Linked DNA regions of Homo sapiens: all the other regions are linked to region 4. Evidence: chromatin contacts called from ENCODE Hi-C or POLR2A ChIA-PET data. All regions are on one chromosome and are shown on one strand. Each heading gives the region's core, a stretch centred on a gene start or an enhancer-like site at or near the end of the contact. The rest is flanking DNA. Distances are from core to core; before and after follow the strand shown. Region 1 has its middle 16 kb from the start of PLAU. Region 2 has its middle 34 kb from the start of C10orf55. Region 3 overlaps CAMK2G (calcium/calmodulin dependent protein kinase II gamma). Region 4 overlaps ADK (adenosine kinase).

Region 1 (2,838 bases), core at 152-2,651, 340 kb after region 4:
TAAATTTTGGCTGGGTACAGTGGCTCATGCCTGTAATCCCAGCACTTTGGGAGGCCGAGGTGGGTGGATCACCTAAGGTCAGGAGTTCAAGACTAGCCTGGCCAACATGGTGAAAACCCTGTATCTACTAAAAATACAAAAATTAGCCAAGCATGGTGGTGGATGCCTGTAATTCCAGCTACTTGGGAGGCTGAGGCAGGAGAATCTCTTGAACCTGGGAGGCAGACGTTGCAGTGAGTCAAGATGGTGCCACTATGCTCCAGCCTGGGCAACAGTGCCTGAGACTTCATCTCAAAAAATAAAAATAAAATAAAATAAAATAAAATGGTAAATTTTATGTTGATATATTTTGCTACAAAAAAAGTTACCCAAAACAAAAGGATCCCACAACAGAAGGATCTAGCAGACTCTGAGACTGAGACTCAGAGACGTGAGAAGACAGCAGCAACGACATTCAGTGATGTGAACTGAGATGGGGGTGGGGACTGGGATGGAGATAAAGAACCTGCTGGCAAGGGACAAGGATCAAGTGTGAGTGTTAGAGATGAAAGAGAAGTTGACCCAGCTGGGCACTATGGCTCACACCTGTAATCCTAGCACTTTGGGAGGCCAAGGCGGGTGGATCACGAGGTCAGGAGATCGAGACTATCCTGGCTAACACGGTGAAACCCTGTCTCTACTAAAAATGCAAAATATTAGCCGGGCGTGGTGGCGGGCGCCTGTAGTCCCAGCTACTTGGGAGGCTGAGCCAGGAGAATGGCGTGAACCCGGGAGGTGGAGCTTGCAGTGAGCCGAGATTGCACCACTGCATTCCAGTCTGGGGGACAGAGTGAGACTCCGTCTCAAAAAAAAAAAAAAAGAAAGAAAGAGAAGTTGACTCAAATGGAGTTCTGCTACGGATAGGGCTGACAATTTTCACCTTTCTTCATAATTGCCTTCTCTGTCTCCTGCCCCCTCCACACGGGGTGGCCATGTGTATGCACCTCATTTTAATTATTTTTTCTTTAGCAATTTGAAAGCAAGACATTGAGACACTTCACCCCAAACACTTCAGTTTATATCTGTTAAGAACAAAAATTTTCTCATAAATAACCACAATAATATCACATCTAATACAATTTAACATTGAGTATGGAGAAAGAAATGGGGACTGGCAGGTCTAATTTTAAAAATGAACTTTGAGTCTGAGTCTTTTTTTCTTTGGCAGGCACATGGATTTCTGTGTTTATCACCCACAGGGTTTGCGGTAGGATGCTTCTGAGACCTTCTTCCACTGGCCACTGGTCAGTCCGCAGTTGCCCTCTGAGGCTTCCTGTCTCCTTTTAGAGCTGACAGACACCACAGTGAGTCAGTTCTGCCAAGGCTTGACTCATTTTTAACCCAGTTTTGGTGATCAAACACAATACCCTGGAATTTGGCACTACAGCTCAAAAGGTATGGCGGGCCCATGGTTAGAAGACTGGGCTCCAGCTGCTTCCTGTTGCCCCATCTCATTTCTTTATAAAGATTGGAGTGAACTGCAATTAAAGTCAGAGAGACTTGGGTTGAAACTCTGGCTCAAACTCTTGTTAGCTGTGCTACCTTAAACACATAAGCCGTTAACCTCCATAAGCCATGGTTTCCTCTGTGAGATGGGGCTATCAAGCTCCATAGCATTGCTGTGGGGATAAGATAGCTGGTGCATGAAGAGCTTCTTGGCACTCTGCTTGTCATGAGGGAATTCCCCAGTAAGCTAAGGTTATTGTTATCACCACTACTATTAGAACCCCGAGATCCTTTGTTTTGCTCACTCTGTTACCCATGCTGGTTTTGAACTCATGGCTTCACAAGGGCAACGGAGACCTATATGGGGAGCTTCAGCCACCCAGGCTCCTGTAGTGCTGGATTTAAAGCTGGAAGACCTGAATCTGATCTAGTTTCCCCCATTTACTAGCTGTGTGGCCTTAGGCATTTTTCACAAGTCTCAGTTTTCTCGTGTGTAAGATAGGATGATTATGTAAAGTTGTAAATGTCAAATGAAATAATGTGTGCAAAAGCTTTATAAATAGCCAAAACTAATAATAAAAAAAGGCATAGATGCACAGATGTACAAGGTACTCAGGATCAGAAGCAAAGACATACCTGGGCCAAGGTTAGGGTCAAGATGGGAATCAAAGCCAGGCATGGTGGCACATCTGTAGTCCCAGCTACTCAGGAGGTTGAGGCAGGAGGATCACTTGAGGACAGGAGTTTGAAACTGGCCTGGGCAACATAGCAAGATCCAGTCTCCAAACATTTTTTTAAAATATGTATATATGGGAATCAAGGTTGGGATTGCTGGGATCGGCACCAGGGCTGTAAAAGCAATTGTGATCAAGATCAGGGTTGGCACTGGGGTCAAACAAAGCTTTGGGCGAGGACAGGGAAAGTATAAGGAGCAAGGTCACAGCAGGGAGTTGGGTGGGGTTTTTGGGTCAGGATAGGAATCCAAACTGGGAGGTGCCCACTGTCTGAGCCCCGAGGGGGTACAGTAGGACTGTGTAGTGACTCAGCGGCGGCTACACTGCCTTGGTTAAGGCTCTAATCCGATGATCTTAGTTTGGGGGAAAGTAGAGCGTGGGATTTAAAAAATCCTTGGAGATCTGCAAAAGTACAGGCCTTTGGCAAGTCCGTTCCATTGGAGTAGTGCAACCATCTCATTTCCTTCATCCTTCTTCCCCACCCCCAGTAGTTAAGTCGGATCAAGTATTAGCCTATCTCCAGGGACATCCTGCACTGTGCTGGTCCTCATGGCTCTGACCATCCCTCTTCCATCCATCATCCATTATCCGTCATCCACCTAGCATCATTTATCCATCA
Region 2 (2,989 bases), core at 192-2,691, 280 kb after region 4:
GTGTGTGCCTGTAGTCCCAGCTACTTGGGAGGCTGAGGCAGGAGGATCACCTGAGCCCTAGAGGTTGAGGCTGCAGTGAGCCGTGATGGTGCTACTGCACTCGAGCCTGGCCAATAGAGTAAGAGTGAGATCTTGTCTCAAAAAAACAAAAAGGAAATTAAAAAAAAAAAACTCTAGCCAGCCATGGTGGCTCATGCCTGTAATCCCAGCACTTTGGGAGGCCGAGGTGAGCAGATCACGAGGTCAGGAGTTCGAGACCAGCCTGGCCAACATGGAGAAACCTCGTCTCTACTAAAAATACAAAAATCAGCCAGGCATGGTGGTGTACCTGTAGTCCCAGCTACTGGGGAGGCTGAGGCGGGAGAATCACTTGAACCCGGTAGGTGGAGGTTGCAGTGAGCCAAGATCACACCACTGTACTCCAGCCTGGGCAACAGAGCGAGACTCCGTCTCAGAAAAAAAAAAAAAAAAGAAAAATATATATATATATTTTAAAAGTCATGCCATGTCATCCGCATATCTCCATCTGGAGCACTAACAGAGAAGTGGTGGCCACCAGGGGGCCAGAGAGAGCCCAAAGCCCTCCCCTCCCTACCAAACACAGGTGTCAGAGACATGGTCCTCTAAGTAAGCATTACTATCTCAAGGTTTCTCTTAACATATAAGTACTCCTGAGAGGGGGAACACAAGAAATCCTGAATTCTTCAGAATGAATAATTCAGAAGATGTAGTGATAAGTGATACGGTGTCATCAAAGCTTTGGTAGACAACAGTGAGCAGGGCTTGGCTGGGGAAGAGAAGGCAAAAACAAACTTTGCCTACTTTGCCTATTGTCTGGGAGCCTCTTGGACTCTGGGTTTTACAATAACAAGAGGTAACGGCTTTTCTGCCAAACCTGTGTCCTGGGCCTGGGCTCAGCTCCTCATTTGGAGGTGGAGGAACTAGGAGGGCAGATTTGCTTTCCTGAGAACAGAACCAGAGAGAAGCAATTGGGAATGGAGCGTAATTTAGAAACCAGTGATGGTGAGAAGCAGCTGGTGGCTCACTCCCGGCATGTCAGTCCTGCCTGGCTGGTTTCTTGAAGAGGAACAAGAATGCTGTATTTAAGGTTTCTTGCTTTTCCCCCCCACTTCCAATGGCTGCAGATACTGGCGGCCTCTTTCCTGGTCTGCTCCTGTCACTGCCCTCTGAGTGGAAGGGACGGTTGCCCCACAGATTGGCTGAAGAGCTGGAGCCTCAGGCTGGCAGGGAGGCCACAGCCCAAAGCACAGGGGCACCCAGGGGTAACATTATCCTGCCAAAGCCAAACAAGGAACTGAGTGTTTAGAATAACTTTAAGAAAGTTGTGGGCGTTTTCTCTGTCAGGGAAACCAGAAACCACAGTGAGATAATGGATAGCTATATTCAGGTCACAGATTATCAGCTGCCACTGCTGCTTCCTGTTCAAATTTGATGAAACTTCTTTCTAGTCACTGGAGCCTCCTGGATTCTGCGGGCATGTCAGCATTTAGTGATGTGGGACTCAGAGTTCCACCTAAGGACCTGACATAACCCGGGGGCAGAAACCGTTCTTTTGGGGTGAGGCTTCAGGGGCCAGCTCCTGGTGGAGGAGATGGTAGGTAAGGGGCCAACAGTAAGAATACAGTTTCCCGAACTTTTAGGGTGCTTCAGGCTCTTGGGCTAGGAGATTTTTGTGCATTATCTCATTTGACTCTCAAACCACCCTATGAGAGAGGTACTATTAGGATCCCTTATTTATTTATTTTATTTTATTTTAGAGACAGGGACTTGCTCTGTTGCCCAGACTGGGGTCCAACGAGGCAATCAGGGCTCACTGCAGCCTCCACCTCCTGGGCTTAAGGGATCCTCCCACCCCAGCCTCCTGAGTAGCTAGGACTATAGGCTCATGCCACCACACCTGGCTAATTTAAAAATTTTTTTATTTTGTTGAGACAGGCCTCACTTTGTTGCCCAGGCTGGTCTCAAACTCCTGGCTTTGAGCAATCCTCCCGCCTTGGCCTCCCAAATTGCTGAGATTATAGGTGTGAGCCACCTAGCCTGGCCTGTGATCCTCATTTTATGGGTGAGGAAAGGGGCTCAGAAATGTTGTCAATTGTCCAAGGGTCACAGGGGCAGAACTGGAAACCAAAATCAAAATCAGGATTTTTTTTTTACTTTCTTTCTTTCCCTCTCTTTCTTTCTTCCTTTCTTTCTTTTCTTTCTTTCTCCTCTTCCTCCTCCTCCTTTCTCTCTCACATAGTACTTTATTGAACTATAACTTACATATACCTACTATGTAATATATTAGGCCATGTCCACATAATTGTCCACATAATATGTGGTATACACTTATACCATTATGTCCATGTAGCCACCACCCGGATCAAAATGAGACTATTTCTATCACACTCCAGAGTTCCTTCATGCCCCTTTCCAGCAAATACTCACTCCCCCTAGCCTCCAATGTAACCAATATTCTGACCTCTATTCTCATAGATTAATTTTACCTATTCTCGAACTTCGTGTAAATAGAATCATATTCTTGTCCAGGAGTGATGGCTCACACCTGTAATCCTAACACTTTGGGAAGCCGAGGCAGGCAGATTGCCTGAGGTCAGGAGTTCGAGACCAGCCTGGCCAACATGGTGAAACCCCATCTCTACCAAAAATACAAAAAGTTAGCTGGGCATGGTGGCACACACCTGTAGTGCCAGCTACTCAGGAGGCTAAGGCATGAGAATCACTTGAACCCAGGAGACAGAGGTTGCAGTGAGCTGAGATTGCACCACTGCACTCCAGCCTGGGCAACAGAGCTAGACTCTGTCTCCCAAAAAAAAGAAAAAGAAAAAATAGAATCATATTCTTGTATGTGGTTTCTTCTGTTCCATATAGTATGTCTGTGGATTTTCCCACATTGCTGTACCAGCAGTATGTTCCTTTTTTATGCTGAATTGTATTCCGTTTTATGAATCTACCACCCAATTTATTT
Region 3 (2,858 bases), core at 6-2,505, 390 kb after region 4:
CAGAAATTTCTCTAGGCATTGCCAAATGTCCCCTGCGGTGGGGGGGGGCGGGCGGCAAATTCATTCCCAGTTGAAAACCACTGCTCTAGACTGCCCCCGCTCCCTGTCAGGAGTTTGATGACAGGGATGGCAGGATGGTTTGCTATGTGGACAGTCTGATTTACGTGTGTGACTGTGGCTGGGCGCAGTGGCTCACGCCTGTAATCCCAACACTGAGAGGCCAAGGTGGGTGGATCACTTGAGCTCAGGAGTTCAAGACCAGCCTGGGCAACATGGTGAGACCTTGTCTCCACAAAAAAATACAAAAATTAGCTGGGCACGGTGGCTCATGCTTGTGGTCCCAGCTACTGGGGAGGCTGAAGTGGGAGGATTGCTTGAGCCCAGGAGGTCAAGGCTGCGGTGAGCTGTGTTCACGACATTGCACTCTAACCCAGGCAACAGAGTGAGACCCTGTCTCAAAAATAAAATAATAAAATAACTTTGGGTTTTTTTCTCTACGCAAAATCATCAGAAGTGCTCCTTAAATGCCCTGTTTGGAAGCTCTTAAGTACATTGTTTCTTAAAGGTATCTTTGTACTTGTTTTAGCTGCCTTACTGGATGCCAGACCTCAGGGCAGCTATTGGGTCTTGTCCATCTTCATTATCCTAGGCACTCAATAAACATTTAGGGAAATGAATGAGTGCACCCACCGCCAAAGTAGCTTAGGTTGTTTAGTTGGACTCTCCTTCCTAAGTTGCCAGCACAAGCTTCTTCTCCAAGAACAAAGTTACTGTATGGAGAAAGAGAAAGAAGGAAGGGATTGGATGCTCTCTTCTTCCTCAGGATTCTGGGCTGTCTCCTGATCTCTTGGAAATGAGTTGGTTGTGTTAGACCTTTCCAGTCAAAAGGGGGTGAGAGGAACCCGTTCTAGCGGTGATCCTAGAAAAACCATTGCATCTGCCTGGGCCTCGGTTTCCTCTTTCTTTAAATAGGTTGAACAAGATGATGTGCAGAGTCTAAGGTTCCAGTGGCCGTTAAGTGATTCTCTGTGAATCCGTGGCCCCTTGTCACATGCCTTAGTCTGCAGCATGTGGTTGTGGATGTGGATGAGGTGGTTTAACCCTGCGCTAACATTTCTTTTCCTTCTGCTTTTTTAGCCACTGTATACATCAGATTCTGGAGAGTGTTAACCACATCCACCAGCATGACATCGTCCACAGGGACCTGAAGGTACTACCCAGGCTCCCCTCCGTGCCTCTGCTCATGAAGTGTTGGCGCCACCTGGTGCCAGATAGTGGTACTGCGTAGGCCCAAACTAGGCTTCCTCTGGGCTGCAGGGTGGGTGCTCACAAGGTTCTCTGTGTTTCTTCTGCAGCCTGAGAACCTGCTGCTGGCGAGTAAATGCAAGGGTGCCGCCGTCAAGCTGGCTGATTTTGGCCTAGCCATCGAAGTACAGGGAGAGCAGCAGGCTTGGTTTGGTAAGGGTGATCCTGTCTTCCCGGAATGCAGCCCCCGCCCTTCCTCCTCTTCCTGATCTGCCTTCCTCTATTAGAACTAGAAGCCAGACCCTTAATGGTCCTGGCCTCCGAGATCTCTCTTGGCCGTACGCGACTCAGTACAGTAAGTCTAGCTGTTGTCAGCACTGCTTTCTTGCTGCCTGTGGGAAGGAGCTGGAGTTCCTGGTAGGCATACGGCTTTGCCGTCTGGTTCAGATTCCAGGCGCTACAAGAAGCCCAGCCTGTCAGCTCTTGCTGCCCATGTGCTGAGAGTTTATGTAGCAAAAGCAGCAGGAATAAGATGGGACTTGGGGGAAATGGCTGGTGTGGATTTAACGAGAGAGAAAGTGGGTTCAGTATGCCTCTGCCCTCTCTTTTGCTACAGGTTTTGCTGGCACCCCAGGTTACTTGTCCCCTGAGGTCTTGAGGAAAGATCCCTATGGAAAACCTGTGGATATCTGGGCCTGCGGTAAGCCCATTCCACGCTCTCAGCTTTTCGCTGTTAAGGGCCCTCAACTTCCGATGATGGCAAGAAAGAGGCATCGCTATTCCTTGCAGGTCACACACGTGCCTGGTGTATGTGAAATTATGGTGTTTGCCCCTGGGATGGCTGTTCCCATCACACCCTCCTCCCTGCGTACTTCTGGGATGACATTGTATCCTTCTTGGAGAGGGATTTGCCCACGCCTTAGAGGATGGGTTGTGCCTAAAGAAATCCCTGGTGTGACTTGGTGACGTGAAGTGTGAGGCATAGCAGGAGGGGCTGGTAGCATAGCATTATCGGCTGGCATCCACTTCTGACTCTGGTATGGCCCCTGCCTTTCTAGGTGGCTCTGAGCCCTGCATGGTTTTTCTTGGTTCCTCAGGGAAGTAGGCGACTGACCCCCATGACCTGTGTGTTCTGTCTCGTAGGGGTCATCCTGTATATCCTCCTGGTGGGCTATCCTCCCTTCTGGGATGAGGATCAGCACAAGCTGTATCAGCAGATCAAGGCTGGAGCCTATGATGTAAGGACCAGAGAGCCGGGCAGCCAGGCCAGGAAGGGCAGATGTCCTTGCTCCTCGGGCTCTGTCCAAGGGAGCAGGCTTGTTTAGTGTGTCACGTGATACGGGGGTGTCAGGGGACTTTGAGGACCCAGGAATGGGCATCCAGGGCCCAATTCTTGCCACTCTATGTCCCAGGGAGCAACTTTCTTTTGCACAGCCTTCTTCATAACTAAAATTGAGGAGTCCACTGAAGTCCTTTGATCTTTACTTGCAAAGAATGGAGCGGCCTCATTGGTGTGCTGTGTAACACAGGGACAAAAGGCCTGGAGACTCCCTCCACTGCAGTGGCACCTTGGACACATTGCTGAGCCTCTGTTCCCTCCTAAGTATAGAGCT
Region 4 (2,976 bases), core at 128-2,627:
TTTTTTTTTTTTTTTTTGAGACAAGGTCTCACTTTCTCACCCAGGCTGGAGTCCAGTGGCGCAATCATGGCTCACTGCATGCAGACTCAACCTCCCCAGGTCAAGAGATCCTCCCACCTCAGCCTCCTGATAGCTAGTACCAGAGGTACACACCACCATGCCCTGGCTAATTTTCAAATTTTTTGTAGAGAGGGGGCTCTCACTATGTTGCCGAGTTTGGTCTCGAACTGCTGGGCTCAAGTGATCCACTGGCTTCGACCACCCCAAAGTGGTGGGATTACAGGCATGAGCCACTGTGCCTAGCCTATTCTTTCTACAAGGTTGACTGACCCCATAGCCATTGTCTTCATCCAGAGCTAACCAATGTCTCTTTGCATAAGAGATAATACTTTTCATCTAACGGAGATCTAATCTTACCTTTGCTGAGTGACTGAGTAAAACAACTCCAAACATCAAGTAACAATTTATACTACTCCATAACATGTGTTGATAGTTACATTCGATTATAACTGAATCTAAAATTCTCAGAACTACCAAGCCTTAAAGCAAAAAGAAAAAAAAAATAAGTAACTGCAGGAGAAAAAAGAAACAATATTATATTCAGAAGAAAGTAGAAGTATGACTACTGTCCCCACTGTGATTTCCTAAAACTTTACAGCATCTCTTCTCAGTTAAAAAGTACTCTCTACTAAAAATATGAAAAAATTAGCTGGGCATGGTGGCTGGCCCCTGTAATCCCAGCTACTCAGGAGGCTGAGGCATAAGTATCATTTGAAACTGGAAGGTGGAGGTTGCAGTGAGCTGAGATCGCACCACTACACTCCAGCCTGGAACAGAGCGAGACTCCGTCTTAAAAAAAAAAAAAAAAAAAAAAAAGCACTAGCTAAAGTGGCAGTTTTCAATGTATACTATTCTCCTGAATGTATTTTTCTATCTTCTTTGGTTTAGAGACAGTAATTTTGTTTGTTTCTTTTTAAAGGTGCCCTGCTGGGTTGCTTAGAATAAAACCAAAGAGCCTGAAAATTATGTCAAGGCAAAAAGAAACAATATTTCCCATGAGACCATAACTTTGCAGGTTCCCTTTCAAGTCTGAGGGTAACACAAATCTTCCATGCTTTAAAATATATTCACTCAATTTTACACATTTTTATATCTTGGTTACTGTCAGGAAATGTGTTTAAAATTCTAAATTTAAAATTTTTAAATTTTTTTAGTGCACAAGGTAATTAGGAATAATTACGATACCAGAAAATAGTTTTAGAAAACCTCTTACTGAGGCCGTTTCTAAGTCTGGCCCTGGTTCCTGTGTTCCCAGGAAATCTGACAGGCCATTTCACTTAAACATTGTGAGCAATTCACTATTAGTTGCCAAGTCAACAGCCATTTCCGCGTTGCCAGTGGAGCTCTAATTTTTGTTCAGTTATAAGGAAGCATGTACTTCAGAATATGCTAATTAATCATGATAATTCTATTTTCTTTGCCAGTAACTGGTTTAGGAATGTGTGTGTGATAAGAATCTACCAGAGTACTTCTGGGAAACCTTTTCTTGCTCTTAAAAAAGAAGACGGGCGGACAGACAGGCGCGGTGGCTCATGCCTGTAATCCTGGCACTTTGGGAGGCTAGGCTTTTATTTTTTTGAGATGGAGTTTCACTCTTGTTGCCCAGGCTGGAGTGCAATGGTGCAATCTTGGCTCACCATGACCTCCGCCTCCTGGGTTCAAGCGATTCTCCTACCTCAGCCTCCCGAGTAGCTGGGATTACAGGCATGCACTGCCACACCTAATTTTCTATTCTTAGTAGAGACGGGGTTTCTCCCTGTTGGTCAGGCTGGTCTCGAACTCCCGACCTCAGGTGATCTGCCTGCCTCAGTCTCCCAAAGTCCTGGAATTACAGACATGAGCCACCATGCCTGGCCCCTTTTAAAATATTTCTGCTCATTGATGATGCACCCAGTCACCCAAGTGCTCTGATGGAGATGTATAAGGAGATGAATGCTGTTTTCATGGCTGCTAATACAACATTCATTCTGCAACCCCCAAATCAAGAAGTAATTTTGACTTTCAAGTCTTATTATTTAAGAAATATATTTTGCAAGACTATAGCTGCCATAGACCGTGATTCCTCTGATGGATCAGACAAACTAAAATGAAAACCTCCTGCAACGTATTCATCATTCTAGATGCCATTAAGAACATTCGTGATTCATGGGAGGAGGTCAAAACATCAACATTAACAGGAGTTTGGAAGAAGTGAATTCCAGCCCTTGTGGATGACTTTGAGCGCTTCAAGACTTCAGGGAAGAAGTCACTGCAGATGTGGTAGAAATAGCAAGAGAACTAGAATTGGAAGTGGAGCCTGAAGATGGATACTGAAATGTTGCAATCTCATGATAAAACTTGAATGGACAGGGAGTTGCTTCTTATAGATGAGCAAAAAAAGTGGTTTCCTAAGATGGAATGTACTCCTGGTGAAGATGCTGTGAACACTGCTGAAATGACAACAAAGAATTTTGAATATTCCATAAACTTAAGTTGATAAAGTAACAGCATGGTTTGAGAGGACTGACTCCAATTTTCCAAATTCTACTGTGGGTAACATGCTATCAGACAGCATTGCATATTACAGAGAAATTTTTCATGAAAGGAAGGCTCTGACACAGCAAACTTCATTATTGTCTTATTTTAAGAAATTGCCACAGACACTCCAACCTTCAGCAACCAACATCCTGATCAGTCAGTAGCCATCAACACTGAGGCAAGACCCTCCACCAGCAAAATGATTGTAACTTGCTAAAGGCTCAGATGATTGTTAGCATTTTCATCCATAAAGTATTTTTATGGATTAAGGAATATACATTTTTATATACAATGTTATTGTATACAATAGATTACATTAAATTAAGGCATATACATTTTTTATACACAATGTTATTGTATACAATAGATTACAGTGTGATATCACCACAACTTTTATAT

The links. Hi-C counts contacts between places; a loop is a spot of excess contacts on that map. ChIA-PET counts read pairs that join two places held with the same protein, here RNA polymerase II (POLR2A). Pooled maps may share reads with other maps.
Region 1: a map with no recorded cell type shows a loop between it and region 4 (4-fold over the local background). The contact joins two enhancer-like sites. A Hi-C loop is called at or near these places in 37 of 168 maps with a recorded cell type or tissue (A673, B cell, CD4-positive, alpha-beta T cell and 24 more), 32 of 37 single-sample maps with no recorded cell type and 41 of 50 pooled maps. POLR2A ChIA-PET finds 5 or more read pairs at or near these places in 4 of 52 experiments (B cell, GM12878, RWPE1 and 1 more).
Region 2: a pooled map shows a loop between it and region 4 (2.4-fold over the local background). The contact joins two enhancer-like sites. A Hi-C loop is called at or near these places in 10 of 50 pooled maps. POLR2A ChIA-PET finds 5 or more read pairs at or near these places in 2 of 52 experiments (H1 and PC-9).
Region 3: a loop to region 4 is called in a pooled map of heart right ventricle, with 2.6 times the contacts of the local background. The contact joins two enhancer-like sites. A Hi-C loop is called at or near these places in 1 of 168 maps with a recorded cell type or tissue (PC-3) and 11 of 50 pooled maps. POLR2A ChIA-PET finds 5 or more read pairs at or near these places in 1 of 52 experiments (AG04450).

What each region holds. Positions count from the first base shown.
Region 1 is chr10:73,893,259-73,896,096 of GRCh38, reverse strand. No RefSeq gene overlaps it. Among named protein-coding and RNA genes, the nearest start is that of PLAU, 16 kb to the left of the region's middle. Within about 2 kb of position 1,401, at least 4 of the 41 ENCODE cell types and tissues checked have a DNase peak (open chromatin) inside an H3K27ac peak, as active enhancers do; they include endothelial cell of umbilical vein, where a contact is called at or near this core.
Region 2 is chr10:73,955,128-73,958,116 of GRCh38, reverse strand. No RefSeq gene overlaps it. Among named protein-coding and RNA genes, the nearest start is that of C10orf55, 34 kb to the right of the region's middle. RefSeq lists enhancers at 702-1,209, 1,397-1,496. Within about 2 kb of position 1,441, at least 22 of the 41 ENCODE cell types and tissues checked have a DNase peak (open chromatin) inside an H3K27ac peak, as active enhancers do.
Region 3 is chr10:73,847,613-73,850,470 of GRCh38, reverse strand. CAMK2G (calcium/calmodulin dependent protein kinase II gamma) reads left to right here. Exons shown (of 23, transcript NM_001367534.1): 6 at 1,138-1,210; 7 at 1,356-1,458; 8 at 1,862-1,945; 9 at 2,389-2,483. Among named protein-coding and RNA genes, the nearest start is that of CAMK2G, 26 kb to the left of the region's middle. Within about 2 kb of position 1,255, at least 16 of the 41 ENCODE cell types and tissues checked have a DNase peak (open chromatin) inside an H3K27ac peak, as active enhancers do.
Region 4 is chr10:74,236,757-74,239,732 of GRCh38, reverse strand. The region is part of intron 3 of ADK (adenosine kinase); the gene reads right to left. It overlaps LOC124902456 (a long non-coding RNA gene), which reads right to left. Exons shown (of 2, transcript XR_007062198.1): 1 at 1-2,976. Among named protein-coding and RNA genes, the nearest start is that of ADK, 87 kb to the right of the region's middle. Within about 2 kb of position 1,377, at least 6 of the 41 ENCODE cell types and tissues checked have a DNase peak (open chromatin) inside an H3K27ac peak, as active enhancers do; they include endothelial cell of umbilical vein, where a contact is called at or near this core.